2 separate regions of the Mus musculus genome follow, and region 1 is linked to region 2. A link is a contact called in ENCODE Hi-C or POLR2A ChIA-PET data. All regions are on one chromosome and are shown on one strand. Each heading gives the region's core, a stretch centred on a gene start or an enhancer-like site at or near the end of the contact. The rest is flanking DNA. Distances are from core to core; before and after follow the strand shown.

Region 1 (7,131 bases), core at 2,235-4,734, 150 kb after region 2:
CCATCTCCCCATGCCCAGCCCTGCTATGGGCCAGCTGGCATGTTCTCCATGCTGACCTCATCTAGCAACTGATTCCCACAGAACACAGCTACGGCCAGGGCTCTAGCATCCACAGGCTTCAGTTCAGTTTCTTCCTGTTGTAAAATGGACCACTTCACAGTGCCCTCACTGCATGATGCTCCAACCAGGTGGCTCTCCAGCAGCCTGTGTGTGAAGACACTGCTTGGTTCTGTCTGTTTCCTTTCCGTGAGCCAACCTAAGCTCCCAGGAGTCGAGCTATCATCCCCCCAGGTGCAAGTGACCTGGTGAGATGTTGACAGTGTCAGGAAGTGGACAGGATCCGATCATGCAGCTTCCACGAGGCACTCATTCCACCATGGTGGCATGGGGCTTTGTGGTGCTGTGCCTGCTTAGGCCTGGGGTGGGGTGTTTCACATACTGCTGTAACCCCTCACTTGTGCTCTCTGGGAGAACCCAATTAAGCCCTCTGACCCGCCAAACAGACCTTCTGTGCAACTGTATTCAGGTCTGCTGCTGGTGCCCTGCCTGGGGTGAATGTGACTGGTTTCTCCCAGGAACAGTTACTGCGACACCTGTGAGCACATCAGGGGCCTTCCCACCTCCCGGCTTTTGCACTTGCTGGTCCTTTGACCTACAATGCTTTTCCCAAGAGGACGTCTTACACTTCAAGTCTCAATCCGACACATTGTGCCCTCTGGTCTATAACAAGCTAATGTTCTCCTATACATTAATTTCTATTTTGTTGTCTGAGACAGGGTCATATGGTCCAAGCTGGCCTCAAACTCTGTAGCAGAGCCTGACCTTGAACTCCTGACTCTCCTGCCTCTGCCTCCAGTGCTAGAATTAGGAGATCGTATCACCATGCTCTCATTTTTTCTTTTTTTTTAAATTTGCTTCCCAACATCTCCCTTAGAGAACTCTTTTCTCAGAAACCGCTTACTTGCTTTCTCTTTTCTTTCTCTCTCTCTCTTTTTCTTTCTTTCTTTCTTTTCTTTCTTTTTTTTTTTTTTCTGAGACAGGGTTTCTCTGCATAGCCCTGGCTGTCTTGGAACTCACTCTGTAAACCAGGCTGGCCTTGAACTCAGAAATCCGCCTGCCTCTGCCTGGGATTAAAGGCGTGTGCCACCACTGCCTGGCAGAAACTGCTTTCTTTAACCTCTACCTGGTGCCTGATCATTTGTAGGCCTCGTTGAGTTCCCTTGAAGGCCTGTGTTCCATGTAGGGGAAATTGATCATTGTAGAATAAAGGAGGTGGGTGTACATGGACCTATTGGGTGTACACTAACATATTTTCAAGATGGTGTAAACACACGGCTGCGGGGCAAATTTACTAGCCAGGGCCATCACTAGCTGCCTTTCCCTGAGTGGAATGGAGTCCCAGTGTCTGAGCCACATGTGGCTCCCCGGACTCACCTGGTGGTGCAGCAGGCCAGTGGAGTCTCGGAATCCCTTAGGGCAGGCAGAGCATCGGTAGGGTCGTTCACCAGTGTGTGAGCGCAGGTGGTTAGCCAAGTTGAAGCTATGCTTGAAGCCCTTACCGCATCGAGGACATGCGTGGGGCTTGAGAGCCGTGTGTCGAGCAAAGTGGCGCCTCAGGTCTGATCGGTAACGGAAACTCTTGCCACATTCGCTACAGTGAAAGGGGACCCGAGGCGCAGTGGCAGATGGTGCTGGTCCTGGAGCAGCGATGGGGGCAGGAACCACAGGCAGCGAGGAGTCTTCCATGACGGAAGGTCCGGAGGTGGCTTGGGGCTTTCTCTGGAGTACAAAAGAGACACCAGTAAGAGTCACCTCTCCATTGGCCATCCCTTCCCTCGGCTCTCTTGGCTCAGAAGCAGTTGGCCCAGGTAGACTCTCAAAGTGCTAAGCCACCCCCACCACCGAGCTGCAACCACTACCCTTTAAAATTTTCCCACTCTTTACAAAGCCTCCTCGTTCTCTAACCTTCCTAGCCACGTCCACGTTGTTTTCTTCAAAAGGTGTTCTCAAGCTCTCCCTCAATCCTCTCCAAGCCTGCGCACTACAGACTAAGGCCCTCCTACTGTTGCTTGGGCGTGGGCTGCCTCTTTCAAGCCCCTCCCTCTCTTCCCTAAGCTCTTGATTCTCTTTTAAACAAGTGCCTTCACCTCGTGCTTCTAGGGAGCTCACACTAGTTCTGTAGTTTCAGAAACAAAACCTTTTTACCAATGAAATGGGAATGCCAGTGTTTCCTTCATACAGTGATGGTGTGAGCTAAGTAAAACTGTAGCAAGCTGTACAACGCACTTAGGAAAGCCGAGGCACAGGAAAGACGTAACTGAGCAGTTTGACCAAGTTCCTCTTAGTTTCTTTATTCTCATATGCTTCTTAGTTAACTTGACTTTTCTAAGTTAAATCTTCACTGAGACTTGCTTCCAAATCCCACCTAACTTCTCCTTCAAATAAGTCACATTTTTCTATAATCACCTCTACTTCGCTATTATATTCTTAGCTTGCCGCCAAGCCCCCCCCCCAAGCATTTTTACCTTCGTGATAAAAACCTGATAGTTCCACTAAAACTTTCCAAATTGCACACCTAGATCGCTGCCCCCCCCCCCGCCCCCCGTCTTGTCTTGTTGTTTTTTCTTTCTTTCTTTCTTTTTTTTTTTTTTCGAGACAGGGTTTCTCTGTATAGCCCTGGCAGTCCTGGAACTCACTTTGTAGACCAGGCTGGCCTCGAACTCAGAAATTCGCTTGCCTCTGCCTCCCAAGTGCTGGGATTAAAGGCGTGCGCAACCACCGCCCCGCTAATGCCCCCACCCCCACCCCCTTGTCAAGGTAAGCTTTTCTTTAAGTCACACCTCAGGCAAACTTCACACAACATACTCTGGGCCTCTGTTGTCTTACTGGACCCCAGTTTTCCCCTCATCTTACGAAGTTTCTTCAATTTTTCAACCAAGGCCCTTTCCCCCATTTCATGAGATTCACGCCTCTTTGCTAGGCCCCACTTTATATAAACCTCTCCATTTTCTAACCAGTCTCCACACTTTCTTGAAACCCCTCCCCTCCAACTATAAGCCACGCCTCAACAAGCTACTCCTCCAGTTCTGCCCCGCCCCGACCACCTTAAGCTCCGCCCCTCCTGCGCCCTACGGTGTCTGGTGCAGCCGGCCCCCACCCCCACCCCTGCTCGATCTTGCGAACAAGGCCCGGAAAACTGGCCCTTTGTACCCCTCTCCCTGCCCCTACAAGGTGCAGTCTCGGGCGCCCGAGTCGGGGGCAGGTCAAGCGGCCCAGGAACTAGGCAAGACCACCTTGCTTTTGCGTTGCGGAGGTCCTGGAGACCAGGCAGGCCTCCGGGGGGCCGGGAAAGTCTGTCCGCTTTCCTGTTTAATTACTTACACCTCCCTCTGGGCGCCGACATTTTGGGTAGCGGGGTCAGCGTCACTTCCACCTGAGGGGCCTCTCGACTTCCGCCTCAGCTCTCTTCTACGCCCCCCCAACCCCCCTTTACCCCTCCTTCTTGGCTTCTCTATCCCGCCCCCGCCCCGCCCTTCTGTGTTTTCCTTTCCTATTTCCAGCCGCGGAGGTTAAAGAAGCTAGGCTAGCGCCATCTTTGTTGAGGGCAGGGCAGGGGCGGGGCCTAAGTTACCCGCGGCGCCATATAGACTAAGGGCAATACTCTCAGCGTGCAGCATTTCGTAGCCCACGGTGCGGTTACAAAGAGTTAACATAGATGTGTTTAGATAAGATTGCTTTTTTTTTCTAGTCTTTGACTTCTGCTGGGAAGGATGCGGGAAGAGGGAGAAAAATCCAAGTGGTCAAACTTGTTCAGAGTTAGGAAACACCAAGCACCATTTTACTACTTTAACTCCATGGCTCTTTGAAGCTGATGGGCGCCATATTAATTAGGGGCACTTAGCAGCCATTTCCCGCTTCTCATCTATCCGGTACCTGTATTTGATTGGGTCACCGGGTTGGGAAGGCTTCGTGGGAGGAAAGGCATTTTTGCAGGTGGTTGGGGATTTTTGTGCGTTGTCACTGGGCACACGAAGGCGCCTGATACGCAGGCGCATTTGTTGCTAGCGTGTCGGGGCCTTGGGACCCAGGGCATCCTCTTTGTTCCCCGCGGGCGCTGGCAGCAGGGAAGGGAGGGAGGGGCCCCCGGCTTCCGTGCCGAGGGGCGGGGTCCAGCTCACGCTCTGCTACCTCCCACACCCCCGCCCCGCCGCCGCCTAGGGGCTGGGCCCCCTCTCTCCCGCCCCTTCCCACGCTTCGGCCCGTCGCCCCCGGCGCGCGCGCGCGTACACACGCGAGCCCAGGCAGCATGCAAATGAGGTACCCAGAGGCGGGGGGCCCGGGTGGGGGGGATGGGGGAAAGAGGGTGGTCCCGGCGCGCGCGCATAAGCGCGCACCCGGCACCTGTTCCCAGCTTCTTTGCTCTCTCCTGCGCACGTCGACCTCGCGCCCCGCCGAGCGGTCTGGGCTCGCGCGCGCAGACCCCCTTCTGGCAGCCCCTGCCACCAATGTCCCCGCGCCGCTCATTGGCCACCGTACCCTGAGGGCCCGCCCCGCTTGCGGGCTGGGCCACTCGCGCCTGACAGGCACGCGTCGTACCGGACTTGTGGGTGGGAGAGGGTCGAAGAGCCACTCTGTCACTTCATAGGTATGTTTCAGAAACTCAGCTTCTTGTCCAGGCTTCCTCATCGTGCGAACCATATGATCCTGGACAAGTTGCTTCTGTGTGGACCTCATGCTATGTGCATATTAAAAGGGGGTGCAAGTTTTGGGGGTGTAGCTCAGGCCCAGTATGTGTGAGGCCCTGATTAGGATAGCCAACACCACACACAAAACTTTAAACCAACCAAACAATAAAATAATAAAAAGAGGGGTGCAGGGTCCCCCGACAGAATCTGCTGCTAGCTGCACCTTTGACCTTTGACCCCAAGTACACTCAATTCCTACTATCCTGGGATCTTGTGGGCACTGGGGAAAGTCCTGGAGCTTTCTATTTTCTAGACTGTGCACTAAGGACATTTTTGAAGCTTCCTCATTCCTGTCGATTCTCCCAACAACCTTGGTATATTGACTTTATAGAGAAGGAAACAGACTCAGGCAAAGCCACTTGTAGAATCACATGGTGATTGTTGGCCAAACTGGATCCAAATGAAACCCTTTGAAAATGTTCCCTCAGAGGATTGCTGTGAGGCTCAACGACCAGTGCTGTAGTGCTGGCTCTTATGTTCACAGCATGTCTGGGTTAGTAGGTAAAACCAATCAAACAAACCAATAAACAAAAATCCCCGATTTCCATCTTACAAAAGACACAAATAAGCTCAGAGAAGTAAGGATCTTGGCTAAGGTCACACAAAGGAAGGGACAGACTCAGCATTTGATTTCTGGGTATATGACTTCAAAGCCCAGACTCTTAGCAACTTTCATATATATCTTTCACAAATCAATAGCTTTTGGCTAGGACTTGTCTCTCTTCATGCCCCCCCATCTCTGTGGGGAGCAGGAGCCTTTTGAGACCTTTGTGACCCAGAATTTGATGGGCTGTTTCAAGGCCTACATTCTTAGCTGGATTTTTTCAAAAATTTATTTATTTTTGGCTTGTTTTGACTTTAAAGGCTTTTTGTAGTTATGTTGATGTAATGAAAAACTATGACCATAGCAACGTATAAAGAAAGCGTTTTAATTGGAGGCATGCTTATATTTTTCAGAGGGTTAGTCCGTGATCATCTATCTTGGTTGGGAGAATGGTGACCAACAGGCTGACATGGTGCTGGAACAGTAGCTAAGAGCTGACATCTGATCCATAGGTTTGAGGGAGGAGGAGACTGGCTTGGTGTGGGATTTCGAAACCTCAAAGTTCACACCTAGTGAAACACTACTCCATAAGGCCACACCTACCACATCAAGGCCACACCTCCTAATCCTTCCCAAACAGTTCCACTAATGGATCCAAACACTCAAACATAGAACCCTGGTGGGAGAGGGGGATTCTTATTTAACCTCCATGAAAGAAAAACTAGATCCAAAGGTTAAGAAGTTATGGGACACCCTTTGGTGGAGGGCAGTCAGCATGTCTTACTAACTTATACAGAATGTCTTATATGGATCTCAAAAGTCTTTAGAAGGAATAGGTGAGATACTGGGGTACACGGGGGCTTAGACCCTCACCACACTGACACCGCCCCCTCTCTTCTCTTAGCCGGCTCCAGTACCCAGACTCGAGCTCCCCACTTCTCAATGGACAACCCCAGCTCAGACCCGTTGCCTTCAACTTTGTCTGGGGAGGAAGAAAAACCTCTGGCCTTACTGCCTCCTGTTCCCCGGGGGCGCCGAGGCCGACCTCCAGGGGGAGCCACCACCTCCAATCGGACTCTCAAGTCCTCCCTCCCTCGAAAGAGGGGCCGTCCCCCCAGATCAGAGCAGGAAACCCCGTTGACAGCACCAGTGGACAGCGGTGGCAGCAGCGATCTTCTGTTGATCGATGATCAGGGTGTTCCTTATACAGTTCCTGAAGGGTCAGCAGCAGATGGGCCCCAGGGCTCTGGTTCCAAGAGGGCTCCGCACTTCTGTCCCGTGTGCCTGAGAGCCTTCCCCTACCTCTCTGACCTGGAGCGCCACAGCATCTCACACTCAGAATTGAAGCCACACGTGTGCAAAGATTGCGGCAAGACCTTCAAACGGTCCAGCCACTTGCGGCGCCATTGTAACATCCATGCTGGCCTTAGGCCCTTCCGTTGTGTGCTCTGCCCTCGCCGTTTCCGAGAGGCAGGGGAGCTCGCACATCACCACCGCATCCACTCTGGTGAGCGACCTTACCAATGTCCCTCATGTAGGGTGCGCTTCACCGAGGCCAATACTCTCCGGCGCCATTACAAACGCAAACACCCAGAGCTTGTGGGGATGCCTGTGCGCCTGTGCCCCCCAAACCCAAGAACCCAACCGCTGTGGGACGACGACGAGGGCATCCCTGTTCAAGAAGGGGTACAGGAGGAGAGTCCTGAAGGAAAGGAGCCTACTTGGCCCATATCCTCCACCACTTCTCCCCTGTCTGGGTTTACAGCAGGGGGTTCAGCTGGTGCTGGGCGCGGGCAAGAAGGCCAAGACACCCTTGTTTCTGGTGGTATTCCCACCATGGAA
Region 2 (6,647 bases), core at 1,092-3,591:
AACTCCTCAGACTTGAGTGGCCAATACCTAACCCGTTGAGCAATCCACCCAGTGCCCAGAGGGCTCCTTCCCACTCCTGGGGCTATCTTCTGGTTCTGAGCACAAGGGACACGGAGGCACCACGAGACATTTCTGAGGGGTGGATGAGCTAGAGAGACACACAGAGGATCACAAAGACCTAGCAATCTGCTGAAGGCAGCAGGGAGCTCCGGAGGGACCAGTCTAGAGGCTCAGAACGTCTCATAGCCTGACAGGCATGGTCACCATCCTCAAAGTGACGGAGACACAAACCCTCTGATCCAGAAATCTGTCCCTAAGTATTTATCTGACAGGGACCAGGTTATTATTAATCACAAGACTCTTTGACAGGGCTCTAGTGATAAAGGGCCACAAATTCCCAAATGTAGCCAGTTAGGCCACAGACACTTGCAGTCTGGCCACCTGGTGACCCATAATGCCTTACATAACAGACACTAATAATGTTTAATGACCTATGGCATCATATCCACTCTCAACCACTGTGTAGAGCAGAGAGCTTCTCATGGACTCAAGGCTGGCCAGGGACTCACGTCAACCCTCCTGTGTGAGCTGTTTAAATCCTGGGATTCTAGGTATGGAGTCACTGAGCTGTGATTAGATACATATACTTCTTTCTTCCTCTCCCTCTCTCTCTCTCTCTCAAGTTTTCCACTTTGTGGTTTGGGGTGACCTAGAACTTCTGATCCTCTAGCCTCCACACCCTAGTGCAAGAATTTATCAGCATACAAGTGATTCATGCAGTACTGGAGATCAGATTCAACACCGTTTGCCACAGAATCTTGCTAAATCGCCCAAGGGCACCTGGAATTCAACGAGCAATTCTCCTGCTGAAACTTCCGGAAGGAGTAGCTGGGATTACAAAAACTGCAGCCAGCCAAATTCTCACTGTGGATTCTTTGTAGCCAAAAACAACTGCAAGGGAGGTCTCCAACACAGACATTTAAAAAACAAAACAAAACAAAAACAAAAAAAAACCAAACAAAAACCCACAAACAAACAAACCTGCAAGGGAGGTCTCCAACACAGATAAAAAGTGCGCCAGTGAAATGAAAAGCGCAAGAACGGTATGGCAAACTCCCATCTGTGCTCCCTGAATGGCAAATGTAGATTTTTTTTTCCTTAAAAATTTCTATTTATTTATTTAGTTTCTATATGGGAGAGGGTATCCATGCCATGGGGCATATGTGGAGGTCAGAGACAAGCGAAGGAGTCATTTCTCTCTGGATCCCAAATGTGTGTGTTGATCAGATTTACTTTTAATTTTAAAAAAATATTTATTTATCTATTCCCTGTATATGAGTGCTCTGTCTACATGTATGCCTGCATGCCAGAAGAGGGCAGCAGATCCCATTACAGATGGTTGTGAGCCATTCTGGAAGAGGAGCCACTGCTCGTAACTGCTGAGCCATCTCTCCAGCCCGGACTGGGTTTATTATATGAGTGTTTGACCTGAGACTGCATAGCCACATGCATGTAGTGTCTGTGGAGGCTGGAAGAGGTAGTCGGGTCCCCTGAAACTAGATTTAAAGACGGTTGTAAACCACCGTCTGGGTGCTGAGTACCAAACCCAGGTCCTCTACAAGAGAAACCAGAGTTCTTAGCCACTGAGCCATGTCTACTCGCCCCCCCTTCTCTATTCCCCTCATAGGTTTTTAAGGCTTATGTCCCAAGGGCTGGGTTCTTGGCTTGGGAACCCATTTTTGGGAGGCACAGTGTGAAGGAAATGAGCAAGGGGGCTGGATGGAGTTCAGTGGTAGAGAGCACTTGATTTGCCTGGCTTTCATGACAGCCAGGCTCAGTTCGCCAGATTTGATCGAGATGGACTGGGGACACAGATGGGAGAGGATCCACGATGCTTTAGGGAGAGCGATACAGAGGAGCACGTAATTGTGAGAGAAGCGGGGACCACAACTCCTGGAACCAGGAATTTCAGGCTGTGTGACCCTGGGTGAGTTTCCCTTCCTCTCTGGGTCTCTTTTTTTCTCCAGGGTTAGCTCACTGGCGGGGTTGATGCAAAATTTGTCTCTAGAGAGGGTTGGGGACTCTCCCCGCGGGTCTATCCTGAGACCAAATGGAATGCCATTCCAACCCCCGAACCCGACACCCTGCAAAGCTTCCGTTTCCCGGTCTGAATGACGGGATGGTGGGTTTGCAAACAGCCAGCAAGTAACGAACCGGACTTACTCGAAGGTCCCAGGTTCGAGTTCGGGCCCCTTTTCCAAGAAGTCCCGTGACCTTTTCCCCGCTGGATTCCCACTGACCCCGTACTGGGCCTCCTTTTTGCCCTTTGTAGACACGTAGTCAGAGCCGCGGGTCTACACCCCCGCGCCGAGCCAACCAATCGGCGTTCGCCTCACTCTGTTCTACTCCATCCTGTTAATTCGATTGGTCTGAAGAAACTGGAGCAGGCGGAGAGACAGAGGGTAGGACCAATGAAAATCCACGGAGGGAGGGCCTTGGCTGAGAGCTCGGCTTCTAACCCGGAAGGAGGGTGAAGAACGACCAGAGAGCTAGAGGCTCAATCTTGGCTAGTGTAGGGTTCATGGCACCATCCACTCCATCCGGGGCGACCGGGGAGAGGTGATGCTTTCTGTAACCTAGCTCTAGGAAGGCTGAAGCACGAGTATCGCCAGTTCGAGACTAGCCGGGACTGCGTGGTGAGACCCTGTCAACCAAAACAACAGCCGGGCATGGTGGCGCAAATGTTTAGTTCCAGTAATCATCATAAACCGATGATTTAGTTAATGGTTTAGTTCCAGTACTCAGGAGGCAGAGGCAGGCATAATTCTGACTCTACAACGCGAATTCCAGAATAGCCAGTACAACACGGAAGTAAGTCCTGTCTCGAAAACCCGAAAGTCAAACTAAGAAAACAAAAGAACAAGCCTCGTAAGACATTTTCCCCCACTGCTTGCCAGTTAGCTTTTTCTCCAGGAATTCAGGACTTGTCTCCTTGGGTGGTCTATATAGAAAACTGACTCTGTACTTAGAAGTGGGGGTTAAGAGAGAGAGGATTACTTCATCCAGATATATAAACCTGGTATGGTGGCTCAGGGCCGGTAATCCCAGCGTTCTAGAAGCTGAGGCCTTGAGTTCAATGAATAAGAAAACAAAAGCTGATTACGGTGGCTTAATACCCATGACCCCAAGTACTCAGAAGTGGAGACAGGAGGATTTCTTCACCTTGAAGTTATGAGAAAAGGGCTAGGCATGGTGGCTAACGAGGACTGTAAACCCAGCACTTGGGAGGCTGAGTGTGGGTGAGGATCTTTTGGGGGAGAGATATATATATACACAGAGTTCCAGGTTAGCCTGGGCCACAGAGTGTGACACTGTCGAACAAAGAAAAAGAAATAAGGCTGGAACTGTAGCTCAGGTGGCAGAGTCCTTGCCTGGCATGAATAAAGCCTTCGCTTTAGTGCCCAGCACTGTATGCATGGGGGTGGGGTGAGGGTGGGAGAGATGGGGGATGGGATGGGACTGGGAAGGCAACCGGCAGAGGTTCAAAGTTGGTCTCCCCAGAACAGTGAACTCAAGTGCATCCTGAAACTGAGCCTCAAAAACAAAATGAGCTGAACAAAGATTAAAAACAACAAGCCAGACAGTGGTGGAGGCTCACAGTCGCCTGTAATTCTACTTCCAGGGGCTCAGACACCTTCTTCTGGCCACTTTGGCACTGAATGCATGTGGTAAGCAGACACATGGGCAGACACACACCCAAAATTTTATAAACACACACACACACGAAGAAAAGAACCAGGCATGGTGGTACATACCTTTAATCCAAGCACTCTGAAGGCAGATGCAGGCAGATCTTTGTGAGTTAGGATGTCAGCCTAGTCTACAAAGTGAGTTCCAGGACTCCCCAGAGCTACATAGTGAAACCAAGGGCAGGTGTGTGGGTAGCGGTAGGGGTTGGTAAAAAGAAAAAGAAAAGAGAAAAGAAAGGGCAAATGCCATCACTCTTGTGTTAGAGTCTATAAAGTTAATTGGCAGGTGCTGGCTTCAGTTCCCTTAACAGCTATTCACACCATGTACGTTAGTGCCGACACTGAGCCTGTGGCTCTCGCCTAGCGTAGAATGCACAACTGGGAGGTACCTGTGCCTGGCATTTCAGGAGATCCGTGGGAAGTGGGAAAGCCTGTGAAACCCATAAATAACACAGGCTCTCCCCTCCTCACCCCCAAAGCCAAAGGCAGCCCCTCCAGAGTTCCCACCCTTGTAGTCCGTCCCTGGCACAGCTGTGGATATAACTCAGATGGTGGAGCACTTGCCCAGCATGCATGAAGCTCCGAATTCAATCACAGTGCCATGCAAATCTGTACAAAAATAGAATCTGTATAATATAAATAAACCAAGCCCAGGCCCCCTTCTTGGACCACAGCCCAAAGCCTTCTAGACTCAGGGTCCACCTCTGGTCCTTTATGGGACTCCTTGTACTTTTTCTCCTGTGGTTGTTTAATATACTTTCCAGTTCCATCTATTTTCCTGTCTTTAAGAAAACAGATTTATGCTGGGCATGGTGGCACACGCCTTTAATCCCAGCATTCGGGAGGCAGAGGCAGATGGATTTCTGAGTTCACGGCCAGCCTGTTCTACAAAGTGAGTTCCAGGGCAGCCAGGGCTACACAGAGAAACCCTGTCTCGAAAAACAAAAAAACAACAAAAAAAAAAACAAACAAAAAGAAAGAAAGAAAGAAAGAAAAGAAAAAGAAAGAGAACAGATTTATTTTTATCTTATTTATGTATTACATGCCCCTGTCTCACTGTGTGCGTTTACCCATGGAGGCCTGAATGGACTTTGGATCCCCTGAGGCTGGAGTCACAGGGGGTGTTTGTGAGCCCCCTGACTGTGGTATTCGAACCTCCTCATCATGAAAGAGCAGTCACTTCTCTTAATGCTGAACCATCTCTCTAGCTGCCTCTCTCTCCCTGTTTCAAAAAGAAGTATTTGCTTTGATTTGTGTGCTGTGTGTGTGTGTTGTAGCTTGTGTGCTGTGTGTGTGTGTTGTAGCTTGTGTGCTGTGTGTGTGTGTTGTAGCTTGTGTGCTGTGTGTGTGTGTTGTAGCTTGTGTGCTGTTTGTGTGTTGTAGCTTGTGTGCTGTGTGTGTGTGTTGTAGCTTGTGTGCTGTGTGTGTGTGTTGTAGCTTGTGTGCTGTGTGTGTGTGTGTTGTAGCTTGTGTGCTGTGTGCTGTGTGTGTTGTAGCTTGTGTGCTGTGTGTGTGTGTGTTGTAGCTTGTGTGCCTTTTGCTGCTTTGCGGATTCTCCTTCCTCCCACGCTTCTCCACCCTTTTTCTTCCACCCTTCCAACCTCCTAACACTGGACAAGAGAGGGAAAAGGACAGGGAAGAAAGACATCCCTGGATAAAGTCAGGAGTCAGAAAGGGGGCAACATCGTTAATTAGACGATTTGTTGCTGATTAGGGGCATCAAGTTCCTTGGGGGCAAGTTTGATCTTTGCTGTGAGGATATCTAATATCTTCTTGTTCTTTCTTCTTTGTACACGACTACTTAACAGACAGTGACCAACAACAACCAACAACCAACTCCCATAAAACCCACACTGCCTCTTGGGGGAGCCTAGCATGTATACACTCTCTGAAAAGTCTCCAGAATTCCATAACTCATCACAGAAACTATCTGCGGGGGGCAAAACCATGCCTTAGCTAGAGCAGGAGGCAAATCACAGTCAGCTGCTGTGGGCATCCAAAGCAGCCCACATCCCACGCCGGGGAGTAAACCAAAAGCACATTCTTATTAATATTCCTGTGTTTTTAAAAGAAATCAAAACACACTATAGTGCGTCCTCCCTCCCTTCCTGAGCCTAGGCTGGCTTCAAACTCACTATGTAGTTGCTGCTAACCTTGAGCTCTGGATCTTCTTGCCTCCACCTCTTGGATGTTAGAATTTTAGATGTATGCCACACCAGGCTTAGAGGCTCCTCCCTCCCTTGGGAATCCCAATAACAGGTAGGAGGGTTACAAATTCAAGGCCAGCCTGGGAGACTTATTAAAAAAGAAAAAGGAAAAAAAAAAAAGGAGCAGAGAGTGTACAAAACCCTCTATGCTAGCTACATTTCTGTTGTGATGATAAAAATGCCACCACCAAAACAATTTATAAAAGAAAGGGTTATTCTTGCTTCCGGTCCCAGTGGGATGATAGTCCATGATGGCAGAGCAGAGGCAGCACACAGCAGGCAGCAGGCAGCAGGCAAGGAAGGAGGCTGAGAGCTTACACCCTTTACTGTAAGCATGCAGGTAGAGAGAGCAAACTAGAAATTCAAGTTTTTAAACCCTCAAAGCTCACCTCTAGTGAATATACTTCTGGCAATTAAGGCCACACGTTCCAAACCTCCCAAACAGCGCCATCAGCTGGAGACAGAGTGTTCAAATGTCCAACACCATGGGGGACAGCTCATTTAAACCACTACACACTGGGCTGGACTCCACAGCACTGAATAACACCCAGCATGATGGGCCACACCTGGAATCTCAGACTCTGCGAGTAAATGAGGGAGGATCAGAAGTTCAAAAGCTTCCTCCAGTCAGCCAGCCTCGCCTTGAAAGAGACGTGGTGGGAGGCTAGAGGGATGGGCCAGTGATTAGAGC

The links. Hi-C counts contacts between places; a loop is a spot of excess contacts on that map. ChIA-PET counts read pairs that join two places held with the same protein, here RNA polymerase II (POLR2A).
Region 1: a map of gastrocnemius shows a loop between it and region 2 (2.4-fold over the local background). The contact joins the promoter of Fiz1 here to the promoter of Isoc2b in region 2. A Hi-C loop is called at or near these places in 1 of 37 maps with a recorded cell type or tissue (gastrocnemius). POLR2A ChIA-PET finds 5 or more read pairs at or near these places in 3 of 5 experiments (all embryonic stem cell).

What each region holds. Positions count from the first base shown.
Region 1 is chr7:5,011,244-5,018,374 of GRCm38, forward strand. It overlaps Fiz1 (Flt3 interacting zinc finger protein 1), which reads right to left and starts at 3,485. Exons shown (of 3, transcript NM_001110329.1): 1 at 3,382-3,485; 2 at 1,435-1,779. The coding sequence starts at 1,746. Zfp524 (zinc finger protein 524) reads left to right here and starts at 4,265. Exons shown (of 2, transcript NM_025324.2): 1 at 4,265-4,317; 2 at 6,194-7,131. The coding sequence starts at 6,232.
Region 2 is chr7:4,863,838-4,870,484 of GRCm38, forward strand. It overlaps Isoc2b (isochorismatase domain containing 2b), which reads right to left and starts at 2,342. Exons shown (of 6, transcript NM_026158.2): 1 at 2,224-2,342.